Regions from separate parts of the Homo sapiens genome. Here all the other regions are linked to region 4. Evidence: chromatin loops called from intact Hi-C (ENCODE). Cell type or tissue: ovary. All regions are shown on one strand. Region 1 overlaps FAM53B (family with sequence similarity 53 member B). Region 2 overlaps CTBP2 (C-terminal binding protein 2). Region 3 overlaps FAM53B (family with sequence similarity 53 member B). Region 4 overlaps LHPP (phospholysine phosphohistidine inorganic pyrophosphate phosphatase).

The links. A loop is a pair of places that touch in the nucleus more often than their neighbours do. Peaks named below come from ENCODE experiments on the same cell type or tissue, not always from the same donor. Only the 100,000 strongest peaks of a DNase experiment are listed, where the experiment ranks them.
Region 1: a loop joins it to region 4, with 2.7 times the contacts of the local background. A loop is called at or near these places in 37 of 110 quality-filtered maps.
Region 2: a loop joins it to region 4, with 4 times the contacts of the local background. A loop is called at or near these places in 9 of 110 quality-filtered maps.
Region 3: it touches region 4 in a loop (2.0-fold over the local background); 39 of 110 quality-filtered maps call a loop at or near these places.

Annotation. Positions count from the first base shown.
Region 1 is chr10:124,629,819-124,634,818 of GRCh38, reverse strand. All of the region lies in intron 4 of FAM53B (family with sequence similarity 53 member B), which reads left to right. Among named protein-coding and RNA genes, the nearest start is that of FAM53B-AS1, 72 kb to the left of the region's middle. RefSeq lists an enhancer at 4,116-4,968. In ovary, a CTCF peak has its summit at 2,666 (motif pointing left); a DNase peak (open chromatin) is centred at 2,498; H3K27ac peaks cover 2,051 bases.
Region 2 is chr10:125,058,309-125,063,308 of GRCh38, reverse strand. All of the region lies in intron 2 of CTBP2 (C-terminal binding protein 2), which reads left to right. Among named protein-coding and RNA genes, the nearest start is that of MIR4296, 28 kb to the right of the region's middle. RefSeq lists enhancers at 1-326, 1,082-1,161, 1,572-1,621, 4,039-4,786, 4,787-5,000 and a silencer at 1,500-1,701. In ovary, a CTCF peak has its summit at 2,021 (motif pointing right); DNase peaks (open chromatin) are centred at 2,008 and 2,311; H3K27ac peaks cover 3,951 bases.
Region 3 is chr10:124,622,839-124,627,838 of GRCh38, reverse strand. It overlaps FAM53B (family with sequence similarity 53 member B), which reads left to right. Exons shown (of 5, transcript NM_014661.4): 5 at 4,235-5,000. The coding sequence ends at 4,597. Among named protein-coding and RNA genes, the nearest start is that of FAM53B-AS1, 79 kb to the left of the region's middle. RefSeq lists enhancers at 1-859, 860-1,815, 1,816-2,771. In ovary, no CTCF peak of the experiment used is centred here; no DNase peak of the experiment used is centred here; H3K27ac peaks cover 40 bases.
Region 4 is chr10:124,537,855-124,542,854 of GRCh38, reverse strand. All of the region lies in intron 6 of LHPP (phospholysine phosphohistidine inorganic pyrophosphate phosphatase), which reads right to left. Among named protein-coding and RNA genes, the nearest start is that of LHPP, 79 kb to the right of the region's middle. RefSeq lists an enhancer at 2,518-3,018. In ovary, a CTCF peak has its summit at 2,555 (motif pointing left); a DNase peak (open chromatin) is centred at 2,524; H3K27ac peaks cover 955 bases.

The DNA of each region.
Region 1 (5,000 bases), 92 kb before region 4:
AGAAAGTCCATACCCCTTAGCAGTCACTCCCCGTCCCCTTCAGCCACCACCACTCCCAGCCACTGGCAACCACAAAACTGTGTTCTGTCTCCATGGGTGTATTAGTGCGTCCTCACGTTGCCATAAGGAAATACTTGAGACTGGGTAATTTTAAAGGAAAGAGTCTTAATTGACTCACAGTTCCACATGGCCGGGGAGGCCTCTGGAAACTTACAGTCATGGCGGAAGGGGAAGCAAACACATCCTTCTTCACATGGCGGCAGGTGAGAGAAGTGCTGAACAAAGCCCCTTATAAAACCATCAGCTCTCGTGAGAACTAACTATCACAAGAGTAGCATGAAGGTAACTGCCCCCATGATTCAGTTACCTTCCACTGCGTCCCTCCCACGAAACGTGGGGATTATGGGAACTACAATTCAAGATGAGATTTGGGTGGGGACACAGCCAAACCGTATCAGTGGGTTTCCCTATTCTGGACATTTCATATCAATGGATCCATGAAATATGTGGCCTTTTGCGTCTGGCTTCCTTCACTTAGCGTCATGCTTTCAAGGGTCATCCACACCGTAGCATGTATCAGTATCTCCTTTCTTTTTATGGCCAAATAATATTCTGTTGTACAGCTAGACCACATTTTATGTGTCCATTCACCAGTTGATAGACATTTGGGCTGTTTCTACTTTTTGGATATTTTGAATAACACTGTTGTAAATGTTTGTGTACAAGTTTCTACATAGACATATGTTTTCATTTCTTAGACATGGAATTGCTGGGTCTGATGGTAACTCTGTGTTGAACATTTTGAGAAGCTGCCAAACTGTTCTCCGCAACGACTGTACCATCTTACATTCCTACCAGTGCTTTTGGCATTTTTTGACATGTAAATGTTTTTATCAAATTTATTACTTATTTCTTTTATGGCTCTGGATTTTGAGTTTTAGAAAGGCCTTTTTTTCTCACGAGATGATAAAGGAAGTCTCCTGTTTTCTTCTAGTACTTTGATGGGTTATATTACACTCTTTGGTCTGTGTTGAGTTTATCTTGTATGTGGTGTGAGTATGGAGCCAGCATTTTCTTTAATGTAGCTGCCTGTCTGTTTCAGTACCATCTGTTGAGAATGCCATCTTTTCTCCTCTGCTTTGAGATTCTACCCTTATCATATACCAAACTGGGTCTATTTCAGAACATTCTGTTTCATTGGTCTCTGTAGGTATGCATGTACGTTCATACTAATATGCTGTTTTAGTTATGGAGGCTTAGTAATGTGTTTTGGCATATTATATGGTACGGGCTAGTCTAGGAGGGTTAGCTTCCCCACTGTTCTTTACAGAGTTTTCCTGACTAATCTCACTTGTTTATTTTTTCATTAAAAACTTGAAAATTAGTCTGTCTTAAGACCATGGGGATTGGGAGTACTGTTGATATTTTAGATTGGGATCATATTAGACTTCTGAATTAATTTAGGGAGAATTTACACCTTTTTGAGGTTGAGTCTTCCTATCCCTCACACAGGATTTATTTCTATTTGTTCAGTCTTGCTTTTCTGTTCTTTAAAGTTTTTTTTTTTTTTTTCTATCAATTTTCCCAGTTCTTATAAGTTCATTCCTGGGTATTTTATCTTTTGTGTTGCTGGCGTGTCTTCTTGCTCTTGAAAGCAGATTGTTGTTAGCAAGAGTGGTTGGATATAAGCAGAGCTCCCAGACCCCTTTGCTGTGGCCTTGCTGTGTCCACAGAGAGACAGAGGCACAGTTGTGGGGTGGAGTGTGGGAAGGGGGGATCGCACCCTTGGTGGTCTCTATTTATCCCTCCAAACACTTCTGAGGCTTTGAGGCTCTTATTAGCCTTGTACACATGAGAAACTGAGGCACAGAAGTTTAATGATTTGCCAAGTTCCCTCAGGGCACACCCGAGCTGGGATTCCAGCCCAGGCCTGTCCAGCCCATACTACCCCACCGTCCTGCCGGAGGACTGCATGCTTTCCTGAGCACAGCCCAGAGTGATGGGGTGCGATTGCACATCACGCAGCTGTGCAGTCTGGGGCATGTCCCTTCTCCTCACTCGGCCTCTGTCTGCTCATCTGCAAGAGTGGCTAAACCAGTTGGTGATTTGCTCACTTCTCCAAGAGTGTGCCCTCCATGGAAGACAATATCTGGAACAGAGTTGTGAGCTGCTGGGGTGGAGCCCAGAGGCCGTGCTCAGCAGTCCTGTCTTCAGCACCCCGATGTGGCCCCAGGCAGCTGAATGCGAACGAGTGCCCACCAGCCCCTCTGAGAGCCTTGGACATACCTTCTGCATCGCTAGTCCTGCTCAGAAGCCACCCCCAAAACTGTGAGCCCTGCTGGTCGACTCTATTCAAGGTCTGTGGGCGCAGGCAGTACATTAGCCTCGGCCCCCCGCCAGAACCCTGTGTGCTTTGGAAAGGTCCCTTGACTTTTGTTAGGCAAAGAATTCTCTTCACGCCAAGCTGCGAGCGAGGTGGTTTCACGAGTCCTGTCCTGAGTGTGTGCTGGCTGGAATGTACACCACAGAAACAAAATGTTTGTTTTCCAATTGTGAGAGCACCGGGAGGCCCTTTGGCGTCAGCTCCCACACCTTCTGTGTTCGGGCAGGCCATCTGCCATCTGGGGCCTGGTGCAGAAACGTCGCCACCGTGTGGCCTGTGGGGTGCCCTCGGAGAGGGGCCCCTGGGTTGGCCACCATTCAGAGGACACGCGTGGCTCTGGGCCTCCAAGGTCTGTTCTTACCCACGGCATCCTGGGGTGTAGGCCTCAGGACCCCAGGGCTGTGCAAACAGAGGCCCAGTTGGGAGGGCCGACCGGGTGGGCCCTTCCTTCCTACCTACCCTCTGCCCCCAGGCTGCACGATGCACCCACTGTGAACCAGGCCGTGGCATGTGGGGTCAGGGTTCCCTGCACGCTTGGCAGGAAATGGGGTACACACAGGAGCTTGGGCCTGCTTCCGGAGTGGCTGCTGCAGAGGCGGGTTTTGGTGGGAGAGAAGGAATCTGCCAGTGAAGAGGGAGACAGGGCGGGGCCGTCAGGATGGTGCTGACCCAGGGCTGGTGCAGAGGGGGTTTATGTGGCTGAAAGAGGTTTGCTATAGAAGGAGTCAGAGCCTGAGTGGGAGCAGCAAGGGCGGAGGGCCCAGGAAGCAGAGCCTGAGGAAGAGGGGCCTTGGGAAAGGCCAGCCCGAGAGTGGTGGCCGGGCTCTGGCCTGCGTGGCGGGTTTGGCCCGATGAGCACCACTCTGGTGAACTTGACAACTCCCCAGGCCAACGGAGTGACTTTCTAGGGCTCCGTTATGAGTAACCCTCTGTTGCTGATAGCCCACGGGATGAGTGGAGTCCACAGGGCACCTGCTGGAGCCCACGCTTGCCTTCCTTGGGTCTGGCAGGGGAGATAGTAGGCTGGGCCTGCTGGCCCTAGGTCCGTCTTCAGAGGCCTGGGATTTTAGGTGTCTGGGCTGGGGATGGGCTGTCCCCAAGATCAACTCCTCCTTCCCCCACTCCTTCAGCCTCCGGAGGCCATAGGTAATTTTCCTTAGAGTCCTTGTCCCCAGCTGGGTCCTAGGCCTCGAGTTACCGTAGGCAAGGCTACACTGTGTAAAGAATCCAGCGGGAGGGGTGCCCCCAGGATGCACAGCATGAGGGCCCCAAGAGAGCCACCAGAGCGGGGACAGCAAGGCCAAGGGATGGCTGGGGGTGTGGAGACCATGGAGAGAGCCCCAAGCTGGTGCCACCCTTCCCGAAGTGACTCAGCGTGGCCTGGACTGGCCGCCACACAGCATACCTGGCTCTGGCACCACCTGGGCCTCCCAGATCTGGAGGGGATGTCAGATTTGGGGCAAGATACCTTGTCCACAGAAAAGGAAAAATGGCGCCTGCCCTGTGAGTCTGACCAGTCTGAGACAGTGCCGCCAAAGTCTGTCCCCTGCTGTACTGGCTTCTGGAACGGGGTGACCACAGTCTGGCTGGCATGTGGCAGGCGCTCAGTACACATTTGTTGGCCTCTGCAGAAATGAGCTAAGGAAACTGTCACAGGAAGGTGGGAACTTTCCTAGTAACTGACCAGGGCCAGCCTTCCACCCTGAAGATATTTACCACCCCCACTGGGCCATTTGCTTCTAGAACCTGTGGTCTGGGAAGAGTCTTGAGTATCCATTGCCAAATCAGTGGAGCTTCCAGGGCCCTGGAGTACCTTCCCGCTCCTGGCAACCTGATTTCCCTATTTTCAGGCCCTGGCAACCTGGCTTCCCCATCTGGGTTTTGCTGCCAGTGTTGCCCTGATTCCTGAGGGTAAGGAGGCAGTCCAGACTCAGAAGGGCTGCCTCTTTGGGGTCCAAAGGTGGTAAGCATTTCACAAAAATGGGCTGGGCATGATGCTGTCCCCCGCTTTTCTTTTTTTGGAGAGACAGGTCTTGCCCTGTTGCCCAGGCTGGAGTACAGTGGTGCAATCTCGGCTCACTGCGACCTCTGCCACCTGGGCTTCAGTGATCCTCCCACCTCAGCCTCCCGAGTAGCGGGGACCACAGGCATGCGCCACTATGTCAGGCTAATTTTTAGTTTTTTTGGTAGAAATGGGGTTTTGCCATGTTGCCCAGGCTGATCTCAAACTCCTGGGCTCAAGCAATCCACCTGCCTTGGCCTCCCAAAGTTGTGGGATGACAGGTGTGAGCCACCCCGCTTGGCTGATGCTATCCCTTTTTAAGACTGGGCACCAACACGGCCCTGGGCGAGCAGCTGACCTGGCCTACACAGGAGGTGGCTGGGCAGCAGCAGAAGACCAGATGCCCAGGGGAAGGGCCCTGCAGAGCCTGGGCAGTCAGCCCCTAGGGAAAGGTTGGCCATGCCCACAGCCTTCGAGGCATCTCTAGCACCTGCAGCCTCAGAGGAAAAGAAGCCACCACCACCTGACCCCTCTGGCCCCAGGGGCAGGGGCAGCAGCTTCCTGTGAGAAAGAGTACGGCCTTCACGCAAAATCCAGATTTACCAGAGATGGGTT
Region 2 (5,000 bases), 520 kb before region 4:
TCTTAAGTATGATGTTTTTCCCCACCAGACCGATTCGCCCATGCTGTTTCCACATCAGAGATGAAGATGTGCGCAGAGTAACACGTAATTAGCTTTCCAGATTGCTTCGTAGAAGGATAATGTGATAATTTTCCCATTGTTCGTTTTTGGTTCCACCAATGATGGCCATTTAGCACAGCACACAGTTGCGGCTGAGGTCCAGCTCGAGGCTGGCCGAGGCTGTGCACAGCTGCCCAGGGCCCTGCCTCGCTGCTGGGGAGCTGTCCTTTCTTTGGCTGAGCTCTCTTCCTGTGGAGGCCCAGCCTGCTCACTGGAACGCCAGAAAGATCATCTGAGCATAGTTGTCTGTTCAGCCAGCCTCTCTTGGGGCCATTAGGAAAACGGGTGCACAGCAGATGTTGTTCCTTGGGTGCCCTCAGTGGTTTATTTTTTATTTTATTTTATTTTTTTGAGATAGAGTCTCGCTTTGTTGCCCAGGCGCCCAGTGGCGCAATCTCAGCTCAGTGCAACCTCCATCTCCCAGGTTCAAGAGATTATCCTGCCTCAACCCTCCTGAGTAGCTGGGATTACAGGCGTGTGCCACCGCACCCGGCTAATTTTTTGTATTTTTAGTAGAGAGGAGGTTTCATCATGTTGACCAGGCTGGTCTTAAACTGACCTCAGGTGATCCAGCTGCCTTGGCTTCCCAAAGTGCTGGGATTATAGGTGTGAGCTACCGCACCCGGTCCCTCCGTATTTTTTATTACTGATGGCAGCGACCCTAACCCTAACTCTAACCCCTCGCGCTGAGTTCTGCTGCGTGCTGCCAGCGGGTGTCTGCTGTCCCAGAACCTCCCCGCAGCCTTCAGAGTTGTCCCCACGTTACAGTGTTAGAGCTTTAAACAGGACAGACTTAAAAAAGCAGATGTCCTCATCACCCTCATTTCACGTGCGTTCTCTTACAGACACACCCTACTAGGCCATTATACAGTAAACCCTAGCTTCTATTACATCAACAAATAGTTCAGTGTATTTTCCTAAAATAAAAGGACTAACATTTGCTGAGTTTTGAGAGCACCCCTGTGTCCCCCCATTCAGGGGCACCTCTTTCTAGTAGTCCAGAACCGAGGCTGGACTCAGTCGTCCCCTGCTCACCCCGTTTTCCCCTGTAGGCACCGTTTTGAGTCCGCTGGGTTCTGCTTCTCCAGCCCTGGTGGGAGCAGTCGCTAAGGGCCCTCTCGGTTTAGCAATTGAAACAGGAAGTGAAACACACAGGAGTTTAGGTCCATCACAAACTCAGGGCGTGGACGATCCCTGGGCTACCCGGCTTCGGTCCCACCTCCACCCCAGCTGTGTCTTTGGCCCGTTGTTTTCTACCCTGGGCCTCTGTTTAGTCATTTTAGATGAGGAAAGCATACCTGGTTCCTAAGACTGTTGGGAGGAATGAGTGAATTCATGCAAAGTGACGGGAACAGTGTCCAGGATGCCGTGAGCCGGGGAGCCTGCTTATTGCTACAGCTGCTCCTCTCAGTAAGGGTGTGACAGTTGCAGTGACCGTGAGGAGGTGGCACCTCACCGAGGTGCATCTGAGAACCCAGGAATGCAGGCCAGCTCACAGGTCCAGGATGCTGCACGGGGGCTCCGTCTGGCCTGTGGTACCAGCTCTCAGTTGCCTCTGGCTTGGTGTGGGGGCCTCAGGCTTTGCTGCCGTAGACGCTGTTATATCCTCCCATACCCAGATCACCTGGTGTCTGAGTCCCAGGCCACTCCTGGAACTGGGATGTGTGGGATTTGGTGTCAAACTGGCTGTTCCTTGGAGCAAGGAGGAGGAGAGGTGAGGGAGGTCCTGTTCCTGGCGCTGCAGGGCCTGTACCCCTTCCTGTCCACAGGCCTTCTCTGGCCTTCCCCTGGGGCAGCTAGGGGTGTGGAGCAGGGCGGCTGCCAGTGGAGCCACCGTCAAGGGAAGTGTGGGTGTCGCCCCGGATGCCCAGCGAGAGCTTTCCCCTGAACCAGAGTGTCTGGTGCCAACAGCGCCACCAGAGGGGGCCGTTCCACTGGAAGTCCTATCGGGAAGTATTTTTACAGCGCTTGGCTGTCCTTGCAGACGAAAATAAGATGTTTGCTTTAGCAATTTGCTTAGCCCTGAAAACATTCCTAGACAATGCCAGGGCCTTAGTTGAAAATAGTATGCTCAGCTTGCTGGGATGGTCCCAGGAAGGATGTTTTGAGTGAAAATAAAATGGTACATACCAGGGCTGTTTGCCACCGCAGGAATCCTGGGAGAGTTCAGCATTGAGGGTTGCCGGGAGCCGGGATCTAGCAGGGGCTGGCTATGGGCTGCCCTAGCGTGCACCCCTGGGGCCGACCGGAAGATTCCAGAACAGGGAGAACTGTCTGCAGGTGTCACCCTGCATGTTGCTCTTTCCTCCCTTTGCACCTTAGCACACCAGCCCCCGCGGGTCAAGAGGGGTCTCCAGCTGCGGTCCACAGTCCTGGCCTCGGCTTCGTGTCCTCTAGGTTGGGGCACCGGCCTCTCTGGGGAAGCCTGCCCGTGTGCTTCTTATTCCTCGACTGTGAGAAACTTCTTTATCCATCTGCAATCTCTCCTCTTGGCTTCCCCTCTCTCCTGGTCATGGTTCTGCCCACGCAGAATACACCCAATCCCTCTTCCGCATGACTGCCCTGCACATAATCACAGGCAGAGATGGAAACTCGGGAACGTTCCCTGCTGGGGATGAGCATTGCCATTCTCTTCCACAACACATTTGCAAGTTTTTCACTTGCTCAGAACCAGTGTTGCAGGTAAGCCGCAACAGACACACACATGTACACACACACACACACACACACACACACACACACACACGTGGGGGGAATGGAATATCATGACCAGTAGTTAAGGAAAAATGCATTTCTGTTTAAAAGCCATGTTTTAAGAAAAAGTACTTGAACTCAAATAATGACGAGTGACTTATTTCATGACATTTGTCTCTGAGACAAGGTGGCAAATAGTATGCTATGATCATTTGTCGTGTGAAGAGTGAAGTCAGAGTAACCCGCTCAGCTCCAGAGCTTTGTTTTCCTCTGCGGATTCCCTTGGCAGCATTTCTGTGGAGGATAAAAATAGCACACGGTGCCTTAAAATAAATGGCTGTGGGGAATGCTTGTGTACATCAGCTGCGTGGCCACATATGTTCACATTCTCCATATTGTTCACTCTTCAAAAGAGTGACTGGGATAGACGGTTCGAATCTGCCCGCCATATGATAACTAAAGTGACATGGAAGAGCCTTTGGCCCCCGGGAAGGATGACTCCAGGGATGGGCAGTGGGGCAGGCTCAGGTGTGTCAGACTCGTGGCTAACCCGCGAGGTCCTGCAGGTGAGCCTTTTCTGTCCTTTACCCCATTTCATCCTAAGTGTCTCCCCACAAAAGATCAGCAAAGCCAGACCCAACACAAGCTCCCAAACAGGCCCCTTCCTGACTCCCAGTGAATCCAGACAAACGCTGACAAGCTGACAGATTCCGCCTCCTGGAGCTGGTGGGGGTGGGCGGGCAGGAAATTGGCGGGGCGAGAGGGGCAGCACACTGAGCTGCCCACTGATGCAGTGTCAGTGGCCTTGGAGCATGGCTTCTGGGGTCGACGTCAAAAAACAGTGTGAAAATCTTAGCGTGGACATTAGGCTAATGGGTCCAGGTCAGGTGTGGATCAGGATGGGTTGGTGGTGACAAGCCTTGGGTCTGGAGTAAATTCCATCTAAATCATGTCACTTTTGGCTGGAGTGCAGTGATGCAATCTCTGCTCACTGCAACCTCCACCTCCCAGGTTCAAGCCATTCTAATGCTTCAGCCTCCCGAGTAGCTGGGATTACAGGCGTGCACCACCACACCCGGCTAATTTTTTGTATTTTAAGTAGAGACGGGGTTTTGCTATGTTGGCCAGGTTGGTGTTGAACTCCTGACCTCAAGTGACCTGCCCGCCTCAGCCTCCCAAAGTGCTGGGATTCCAAGCGTGAAACACCATGCCCGGCCTCAATTCACATTTCTGAAGTGAAATTGCGTATGTCTTACCCCTCACGTACCTTCATATCGCTGATTTTCTCCTCTATAAGCCAACAAAACCCAGCAGGATCCTGAAACAACTAGCATTGCTTGTGTCTCCTTTTTACTTAAACACGCCTCCCACCCCCACCGCCCACACTTTGTTTAGCACCAGCAAAGGAGACAAAAGTGACAGTGCCGTCTCCAGAAGGTTCACGCAGTGAGCCTCCGGTATCCATGCAGAAGCCTCCCCCTGCCCATCCTAGTGGTAAGGAAATCTCCTGAAGGTCCTCGTCACCTGCCTGACCGTGGGGATGTGCTTTTGGTGGTGGTGGAATCTCCGTGTGAAGAATTTGGTAGACTTGATTCTCTGATCTCTCTGTGCCTTTTTATTTTGAGACAGAGTCTCACCCTGTCGCCCAGGCTGGAGTGCAGTGGCATAATCTTGGTTCACTGCAGCCACCGCCTCCCGGGTTCAAATGATTCTTCTGCCTCAGCGTCCTGAGTTGTGGAGATTACAGGTGTGTGCCACCACACCTGGCTAATTTTTGTATTTTTAGTAGAGACGGGTTTCGTCATGTTGGCCGGGCTAGTCTCGAACTCCCGGCCTCAGGTGATCTGCCCACCGCGCCACCACACCTGACTAATCTTTGTATTTTTAGTAGAGTTGGGGTTTTGCCATGTTGGCCAGGCTGGTCTCAAACTCCTGACCTCAGGTGATCTGCCCGCCTCAGCCTCCCAAAGTGCTGGGATTACAGGTGTAAGCCACCGCGCCCGGCCGTGGCTTCACATTTCAACAGGGGAATAGTTGCGACACACGCCCATGCCTCGCTGTGTGAACACCGTCCTCCAGATCCTTGGCGGTTAGCTTGGAAAAGGCAAAACTCAGGGGGAGAGGAATGGATGGTTAGATCAGGTGAGAGCACCTTTATGGGACGGTGCCCAGGAGGCATCTTGTGAGGACGCAGCACTGTGTGTGCA
Region 3 (5,000 bases), 85 kb before region 4:
TCCAAGCTGGGAAGCCCTAGGGAGGCCGGCTGGGGCAGGCTGAGCAGGAAACCCCAGCTGGGGCCAGCGGGAATGGCCAGGGCCTCTTTGGTGGCTAGAGCTGAGGTCTAGGGGGTCTGATGGAAAAGGCAGGGCCTCCATCCCAAAGTTGCCTCTCTAGCAGGCTGCTGTGGTCTGCCTTTTGCAGACTCTAGGAGTAGGTCTTGATCCATGTCCCTGGCCACTAGCCTGAGGCCATAGGGACAGTTCCCACTGAGCTTTTTACCTGGGCAGGCCTGTTCCAGAGTAGGTGGCCCAGCCCAGGGCTGGGGCTGGATGTCAAGAGAGCAGAAGTCGACGGGCTGGGGGACAGTTGGTCCTGGAGCAGCACTTTCACCTTGGAATAATGTGTTCATGCAGCACTTTGAACTTAGCCATTTTGCGGCTTTTTGCAGACATTTTTGAGGGCACACAGGCCTCCAGGCTTCCAACTTGCCTGTGCAGTGTTCTTCCATGGGGTAGCTAGAGCTGCTAGGAGACTCTGGGGCGGGACCTTGCCCCGGGGCATGGAGGGCACAGGGCAGCTGCAGGGCCTGGGTGTGGCACACCCTGGGTGTCTGCATGGGGGTTGCTCACGAGGGATGGGGCTCTGGGCAGAACACACACCGCCCCATTGTGGCAGTCACATTCCTTCCTGACAGGTGGGGCTCGCCACCAGCTGGGGCAAACAGTGGGTGGTTCTTGGCTTTCTTTTACTGTGGCTGAAATGGCTGTTTTGAGTCAACGGAATTCTCAAGGTTTCGCTGGCTTTGTGGCCAGGAAGCAGGTATATTTGAAGAATACTGGAGACTCAGTGGCATTCTGGGGTTTGCTTGTGACGAGATTCACCAGCCCTTCCTTGTAGACTCCCCCTGCTTCACAGCAGAAAGGGCCCAATTAGTCCAGATAGCCCTGAACACCCTGACTCGGCAGGCAGGCTGGCTGCAGCCCAGAGGTGGAAGAGTTGCCTGGCGCCGTGATGCCCATGTGGATGGAGTCTGCCTCTGTATTGCCTGTCTGACCTCAGCCCCTTCCAGGGCGCAGTGAGGCAAAAGCCACACGTCTGTGAAAGGTCTAGCTAATGGGTCTCCAGTGCCCGTGCCTGGCTATGGCTAATGCATAAAGTGTCTTACTTTGTTTGGGCTGCTGTGACAAAGATGCCTTAGACTGGGGAACGTATAAACCGCAGAAATGTATTTCTTAGTTAGAAGCTGGGAAGTCCAAGATCCAGGTGCCAACAGGATCGGGGTCTTGTGAGGGCCTGCTCTTCATAGTTGGCACTTTCTCACATCCTTGTCTGGCTGGAGAGGCACCTGCGCTCCCTCCAGTCTCTGTTATGGGCCCTCATCCCATCTGTGAAGGCCCCTACATGACCTCATCACCTCCCAGAGGCCCCACCTTTTGCACTGAGGAATGGTGGGGGGGGGGGGGGCACAAATTTCGACCGTAGCACCACGGTTAGTGCCGAGACCCACACAATCATGGTGGCCATAAGTTAGGCACCCCCGCTACCTGCGCCTTATGCCAGAGGAGGTCAGTGGGAAGCTCCGAGCAGGACCGAGAGGGTGAGCACAGACAAGCGCTGTGCGGCGTCTGTCCGATTGCGCAGGCTGCGCTCCTGCTGCGTTCACGTGCGAGGCCACAGAAAACACTCGCAGCAGGCCACGCCCCAGGCCCCTCACATGACAGCTCGCAGAAAACGCTGGCACGCGTTCGGGCGTCAGGCACACGCATCTCAACAGATGTGGCTGACACCCAAGGCAGTCGGCCTCAGTGCCCTGTCACCCACCTAGAACCTGTTCACAGCATGTCATCCGGGCTGCTCTGGCCTTGACTGGACATGATTATTTATCCTTACACACCGTGGCTGCTCTACAGGCCAAGAAACAGGCTGCTCAGCCAGGGTCAGGAGAAGGTGGGTCAGGCTCCCCGGGGACCTCAGGCCCTGACGCATCCTGGCCTCACCCTAGGCCTCCTCTGTCGGGGCAGCCTGGCTCAGCAGAGCCCGGGACACACGGCTGAGGCCACCCAGGCTGGGCCATCTTGCCCCTGTTTTGTGCCCCCTACTCAGTTCTCCTTCTGTCCTGGCTCAGGTCTAGGCCAGTCAAGAGGGTGGCTGAGAAGCAGGAGGAGCCTCAGAGACCCTCCCCTCGAAAGCACTGGGGCTTCCACCTCACAAGCGGCAGGTTCGCTTTGGGAGCTGCTGGTCCATCGCCCAGGCCTGGCCAGGGGCAGGCGAGGATCCTGGTTGCCGATCCATCGTCCAGGCCTGGCCAGGAGCCGGTGAGGAACCTGGGGCTGTTGTGCAGGGGTCGCCGTCTCCAGCTCTCTGCCGTGGTGAGGGGATTGTGCTGTGTGCACACCACCGGGCTGCATCGAATCCCACCATGGCCCAGAGGGTGGACCTGTGGCTCCTTGGGGGGCCAGCATCTCCAGTCTAATGGGTGCCCCTGCCACTCTCCTGAGTTCCCGTGCAGAGCTCCCCCCAACACCTCAGCCTTCACCTTTCTCAGTTAATCAAAAGATTCCAAAAAAAGCAAACCCATCAGAACGGCTTCCTCCACCGAGTGTTCAGGAACAATGAGCGTGCCCATGGCAGGCACATATACCTTCCTCCAGAGAGAGCGCCTTTTATTTCCCATCCGCTGAGGCTGGTTCAACAGCTTGTTGGCTGTGACAGCCAGTGATCACCTGTATTTCAAAGAGACACACAAACACTGCAGCCTTTGAAAGAATCAGGCCCTCGGGACAGGTCTGTGGTCTTGGCGTCAGCAGGCGTGCGGCGAGGGAGGCGGCGGGTGCTCCAAGGCCCTGCTTTGCTTCCCCAGTCCCCACCCATCTGCTGGGAAGAAACTAAAGGCTGGAATTCCCCCCTGCCCTCTGTGCGCAGCTCTTCCCTCGCTCCCCTCTGCTATTCGACCTCGTTGCTGCAGTCCGGTTGGGGATATCCAGGACTGCGCCGGGAGTGCCCCTCACTGTCTCAGCCTCTGTCCTGTCTGTGGCATGTGCATCATTCTGAGGAGAAGGCTGGATTTTGTGCTCTGCCCTGGGAGCAGGTGTTGAACTGCACCCACTTGTGCACAGTGTCAGCCCTACCCCCATCGCTGGCAGCTGACGCCAAGCAGAACTGGCCTGCGTACCCTTGAAATCCTGTTCAAGCTCTGCCTGCCGCTCGGGCAGGCCCCAGGCTGCCTCCTGCCCCAGGCCAGCCTGGGAGCACACTTGGTGCCTGGGAGCACACAGAGGGAGCACACTTGGTGAGCGGAGAAGCTTCTGCGCAGCCTACTCTCTCTCTGGGGCCTCAAAGGGCCCAGCAAGGCAGGCAGGGAGCATCATGCACCTCTTCCAGATGAGGCCCCCAGCTGGCGAGCACCAGAACCTGGAGCCTGGCCCCTCCTCAGCAGATCAGACCTCCCAGTCCCCAGCACCTGTGGAGGGCACAGGACCACTCCCTTCTAGAGACTCTGTGTCTCCAGGTGAGGCCGAGAACTCATGTTTCCCCAGCTCCCTGCATGGCTCTGTTACACACCAGGCTCAGGACTTCAGCTCGGCCCCTTCTAGCCTGCGGCTCCCGCTCTGGTTGTGGAGAGTGGGTAGAGCGGGCGTCGTGTCGCCCTGTGTGGGGCAGTTACAGCCTGGGCTTCCTCCAAGTCAGATCCCTTCTCAAGGGAAGTATCGCGGCGCGTCAGTTATGTTTGCATAGAGGTCCCTGCTTGAAAAACATTGATTTCACCACCATTGTAGGGTGTTTGGGTTACTCTCTTCTTTTCCATTTAACGGTATGTTGCCAAATTTTTACACACATCTTAGAATGTTTTCTTAAGATAAAAATCCAAGTAGTGAAATTACCTGATCAAGGAATTGGATATATTTTCCCCAGGTTGCGCTTCAGAAAGGCTGTGGACGAAGTGTTAGGAGCATTCCTGTTTCACCGCAGCCCCCCAGAACTGGGTCTGCATCAAATTTGTGTGCTTTGCCGAGTTAGTAGGTGAATAGTGGAATTGCGCGTGTCTTTATGAGCACAGAGCGCTCATTGGCCGGAGGTGCATCTTCATGAGTACGTTGCTCATGGGCCCGTCCTTGCCTGGATAGGAGGAACCCGGGACTTGATTGGTCTTGCCACAGCCTGGTGGTCTAGTTGCTTTGTGGGGTGTGCAGTCCTGGGGCTGCGGGAGGGGAGTAACCCTTAGTAACCTGTGTGTCTGCCCCTCCACAGAACTGTCAGACCTTCAGCAGCCTCAGCTGCCTGAGCGCAGGGACAGAGGACTGCGGTCCCCAGAGCCCCTTCGCCCGCCACGTCAGCAACACCAGGGCCTGGACCGCCCTGCTCTCAGCCTCCGGCCCAGGGGGCAGGACCCCCGCTGGGACCCCGGTCCCTGAGCCTCTTCCCCCTTCCTTCGACGACCACCTCGCCTGCCAGGAGGACCTGTCCTGTGAGGAGTCAGACAGCTGCGCCCTGGACGAGGATTGTGGCAGGAGAGCGGAGCCGGCTGCAGCCTGGCGGGACCGCGGGGCCCCTGGGAACAGCCTCTGCTCCCTGGACGGCGAGTTGGACATTGAGCAGATAGAGAAGAACTGAGGGGGTGTGGGCCCAGGCAGGGCTGGGGTGTGCTGGCATCGACAGCCCCCACTCTGGGCACTAGGTGGGCCCTTGAAGGGGAGCCCAACTCGTGGGCCTGATGAAAGCTTCCTGAGTGGTGTCGGGTCCCAGAGAGGGAGCCCACCTGCTGCCTGGGGGAGAGCCTGGCCTGGCCGCGTCATACAGCGGGTGTGTCAGCCTCTCACCGGCTCCCCGAGCGTGGCAGCCACCAGGTCCACAGAACTACTGCAGCCCAGAGGACAGCTTTGAAGTTTGCGTCTTTTCTGCCTCTTTCCCTGTGGGATGTTGGGCAGTCTCTGTTGTCCCCGGCAGAGCTGGGCACCGCTCTGTATCCCCCTGGTGGTGGGGGCTGTCAGGGAGGGCCTGGGGTGGGGGCCAGGGG
Region 4 (5,000 bases):
CACTGATGAAAGGCAGGCAGGCGCGTCCACAAAACCCCATGAACGTGAGGGGAGGCGAGAGGGCAGAGGGGAGAGTAGGGGCAAGGAGGCGATCAAGAAGAGGCAGCAGGGCGGGGTGAGCCCCTGGAAGGAGGCAGAGAGGTGGGCTTCTGGGAAAAATGGGCCTCCAGCCTGGCTGGGCCCCAGGGTGCACAGGGCTGGGATGGGGACCAAGGTCTTCTGGTAACTGCCCCCTCCCCCAGGCTGGTACCAGCCTGCCCCTCTCTCTGGTCCCCACCTGGGGATGCAGGAGAGCTGCAGGCTGAACTGGAGCAGGAGAAGCTCTGATGCAGGAGGCGGCTCCATTCCCCCAGCGCCCTCTCCAGTCCCAGGGAGACCCTGGACCTGAGCACACAGGCTGGAAACAGACTGCCAGGGCCCAAGTCCCACCTGCTGGCTGCATCCCCTCAGGTGGGTCCTAACCTCTCTGTGCCCTCACCTGTAGGTGGAGATGTATTCGTACCTCTCTGGCTGTTGTGCAGGTATCTGTAAACACATAAGTGCTGGATAACTTCAAGGTCAGTAAATAAGTGAAGGCGCTTGGTGGCTGAGTCCCACAGCCTGGGGTCACAGTCCGATCTGTGCAAGCCCCGTGCCCACCAGAGCCACTGAAGGCATCTGTGTTCCATGCTGGCCCGAACGCCAGCCCCAGACCCCAGACTGCCCCAGGTGCTGGTCAGCTCTAACTGCGGTCCCAGGCACAGTGGGAAGGTCATGGGGGCAAATGCAGATGGAGCCTTTGGTGAGGCAGCCACCGAGTCTGCAGGGGCTTCCAACTCCAGGAGCCTCAGCTGGAGAGGTGTCTCAGGAGAGACCCCTCAAAGCCCCCTCCTGCTGTCCGTTTCATGTCTGGACAGGGACAGCATGTGGGCACAGGGCACTCTGCGAATGACCAGATGTCAGCATCTCCCCAGGTAGGAGCTGGGGAGGCAGCACCCTTGCAGTGGGGAAGTAGGGGTGAAGGAAAGGTCACCCCATCTGGGCCGGGGCCTGGCCCGCCCAGCCCACTCCACTCTGGTCTCCAACATTGCAAATTTGTGCAAATACCATTAGAGCCCTCCCCAGTGTCCAGCGTGTTCTAAGAAGCCCTCGTAGCTTGTACTGAGGGATGACGTCATGGGAACTCCCACCCACAGAAGCCCTCCAGGGCCTCAGTGCCCCCTCGAGTGCCCAAGGCATTTGCCTAGACACACACTGTCCCCACGGGTGGTCCCAGGCTCACGCGGGGGTCCTGCAGACAGGCATGAGACTTTCGAGCCTCAGCCTGCCATTCGAGATATGCTAGGGACACCAAACGCCCAGGTGGAATTCCTCAGGGTGGCCATGAGCCGCAACTCCGTTAGGTCTGGGGCTAGCAGAGGCTGGCTCTTCTGCCACCTCAGGAACTGCATCCCATGTGGCCATTTTGAGCCACAGGCAATGTTCTTGCAAGGCAGAGAGCTCCTTCCTGGGCTCTTTCCACAATGAACGCCCGCCACAAAGCAGCCCTCGATAAAGTCAGCCTCCCTCTGATCAAGTTTGGCTCCAGCCCAAATTGTCTATCCTGGTACTGCAGGCTGGTCGTGTCGGCTGTGTCCCCCAAGCACAGTGTGCAGGGGCAGCGGCCCACCTCCAAGCTGCCTCTTGGTGACTCACCATTCTGGGTGGCTCAGAATACATCGCACTCCAGGACTCAGGCACACTGCGTGGGTATGGCAGGCTCTCCTCCGGCCATCCCAGGGCCCAGGGCCACTTTGTGATTTGGGGGGCCCCTTCCTCCATTAAAAAAGCTGTTAAATAATTTAATGGATTTTTGAATTATTATTTCTAAAGTGAGAAAAAACATTAAAACATTTTCTTTGGCCCTAAATGTTCCAGAGATATTTTCCTTCTAATTTTAAAATAAATTAAACATTTTCTTGAGCCCCTAAAGGCATCGTGTGTCCAGAACCTGCTAAAGAAGTGAGCCCAGGTTCCTCTGGATCCAACTCCCGGGAGATCTGGAGCCTAGATCTAGGGCCAGAACTTAGGAGGACTCTGCCCCCTGGTTTTGGTGGCCACCTCAGTGCAGCCTTTGGGGTCCCGGGGCCTCTGTAGGGCCGGCTGGAGAAGATGCTCTTTCTCTCTGCTGCTGCTGGAACCCTGCCTGTGAGTCAAACCATGGAGCACCGTGAACCCCAAGCCACGTTCCAGGCAGCCAAAGTGCAGGGGTGTGCGAGGCCACCCCGAGCAGCCCCGGATCCCCAGCAAAAATGTCACTCAAACTGCAAAGGCAAAACTCAGCTTAAGGGAGCAGGCCAGTGGGGCCAGGAGCACGAGGCTGTGCTGTGCCTCAGGGTGAAGGGCGCTCGGGGAAAGGGAAACTGAGAGCCGTCAGTGGGGTTGGTGGGCGAGCGGCTCCAGGCAGTGGTGAAAAGGCCCCATCCTGCGCAGCCCCCCTGGCCCTAGCCTGGCCACGAAGCAAAGCGGGAGAAACCAGGCTGGGTCCCCGGCCGCAAGTCCCTGCCGCCCCCTGGTGGGAACCCACAGCCGTGTGGACCTGGAGGGCCAGGGCAGGGCTATGTGCCTGGGCTGCAGGACCCTGCTTAGGTGGGAGCCCTCCTTGTCTCGGGAGGCCACAGCACAAGGCACACCTGCCCACCCACCCACAGCATCTCCACCGAAGCGCACAGACACAGAAACAGCACGGCGCTGCATGAACGGCTGGGCCAGGGCACCTGCAGGTAAACCCTCCCCTCCCCACGGTTATCTGGGGACCCAAGTTTCCCTAAATAATCATACTGATGAGAACACCAAGAAAATGAGCAGAAGCGGGTAACTGCTGAACCCTTGCTGTGTGCCAGGAAGTGCGGTGAGTGCTTTTGGCAGGATATCTCATTCTGGTCTCCCCAGCCGTAGGTGGTAGGTACTCTTATTATGTCTATTTTATTTTTTTGAGACAGGGTCTCGCTCTGTCGCCCAGGCTGGAGTGCAGTGGTGCAATCTCAGCTCAATGCAGCCTCAACCTTCTGGGCTCAAACAATCCTCCCACCTCAGCCTCCTGAGTAGCTGGGACTACAGGTGTGTGCCACCATGCCTGACTAATTTTTTTTTTTTTTTTTGAGACAGGGTTTTGCTCTGTCGCCCAGGCTAGAGTGCAGTGGCACGATCTCAGCTCACTGCAACCTCTACTTCCCAGGTTCAAGTGATTCTCCTGCCTCAGCCACCCGAGTAGCTGAGATTACAGGCGTGAGCCACCACGCCTGGCTAATTTTTGTATTTTTAGTAGAGGCGGTCTCGAGCTTCTGGCCTCAAGTGATCCGCTCTCCTTGGCCTCCCAAAGTGCTGGGATTACAAGCATGAGCCACCATGCCCGGCCAAATTTTTGTACTTGTAGTAGAGATGGGGTTTCGCCATGTTGCCCAGGCTGGCTTCAAACTCCTGGGCTCAAGCAATCTGCCAGCCTTGGCCTCCCAAAGTGCTGGGATTACAGGCAGGGCCACCTCACCCGGCCAACTCTGTCCATTTTAAAGATAAGGAAACTGAGGCCCGAAGTGCCCTGAGCAGGACGTGGCCTTGGGTGCTCGAGTGGCTCCGGAGCTGTGCTCATCTTAAAGATATGCCATTGCCTCCCCTTAAGCATTCCAGGTCCACACCCTGGAGAGCTCAGGACGAGGGGAGTCATTTTGGTTTCCTGATGGCAGACGAGCCACAGGAAAAACTTGGGGGTCCTCTGGTATGCCTCAGGACACCCCAGATTTCCTCAAATCACCCGATTCTCTCAATAAGAGGCCCCGAATAACCACTCTCTGCTAGAAGAAGCCCATCTGCCAACGTTGCTGCAAGCTTATTCTCTGATCCCTTGAGGCTCAACTAAAAATAATTCAACTCCTCCAATATTTAGAGAAATGAAGGGCCTTGAAATGTCAGGGAGGCAGCATAAATCCCAGGAAGTGCTTCCCTCCTCTGCCACGCCACGGCTGCAGGAGCTGAGTGGCTGTGAGAGCCTGCACTGGTCAGCAAACGTGGGCTCTGAGGACCATGACTGTCCAAGCAGTTATGACCTCTGGGCAAGTCAGAAACCACCTTGGGTCTCACTTTTCTGTAAAATGGGATGGGAGAGAAGGAGCTAGTTAATTCCCAGGATTCTCCCAGGCATGCGAGTCTCAGAACAACAAATGGACTATCTGGCAACACAATTTCATCCTCCGTCTCTTCCAGGGTCTCAGCAGCACACTCTTCATAGCAGCTGCACGGCCCAGGGCAGTGGTGTGTGGCCCCCAGGTATGGGGCCACAGCGGGCAGGGGGTCCACCCCACCACTTGGGGGGAGGGAGGCCTGTCCACTATCTCCCCTCTGGCAGGCACAAGGTGGAACAGCTCAGAACAAACAGCCTGCTGCTCCTGTGAAGCCACTGGAGTGGGCACTACAGATGCTCCACAGCATCAAAGCCTCCCTTCCTCACAAAAAACATCCCAAAGGGCTGAGAGAAGGCACCCAGGAGACCTCACTGCCAGGAAGTGGAAAGGCAGCAGCAAGGCTGGGAGCTGCTCAGGCCCAGGGAGGCTTACAGACCCCAGGGAGAGTGACCGTGGGTGGGGAGGGTGCTCAGCAAGCTCCTGAAGCCCCACATGGTGAGCCCCGCATGGTGACCCCACATGGTGACCCCGCATGGTGACCCTGCATGGTGAGACTCGCGTGGTGACCCTGCATGGTGAGACTCGTGTGGTGACCCTGCATGGTGAGACTCGCATGGTGACCCCGCATGGCGGGCCCCGCAGGTGGGAGGACCCAGCAGGTGGGTGGGCCTGGGGTGGGAGGCTCAGGGAAGGGGGCCTGGAATGGCAGTGCCTTGGGGCAGTGCTCAGTCAGAGTGGGGTCAAGGACACCACCGAACCCCCAAGAAGGTCTCCTGTCCACCATGGCCCCTTGGCCGTGTCCTTCCCTTTCAGCACACTCGTGGGCCCTGTGGCAGCACATGAAAGGGGCACAGACCCACACAC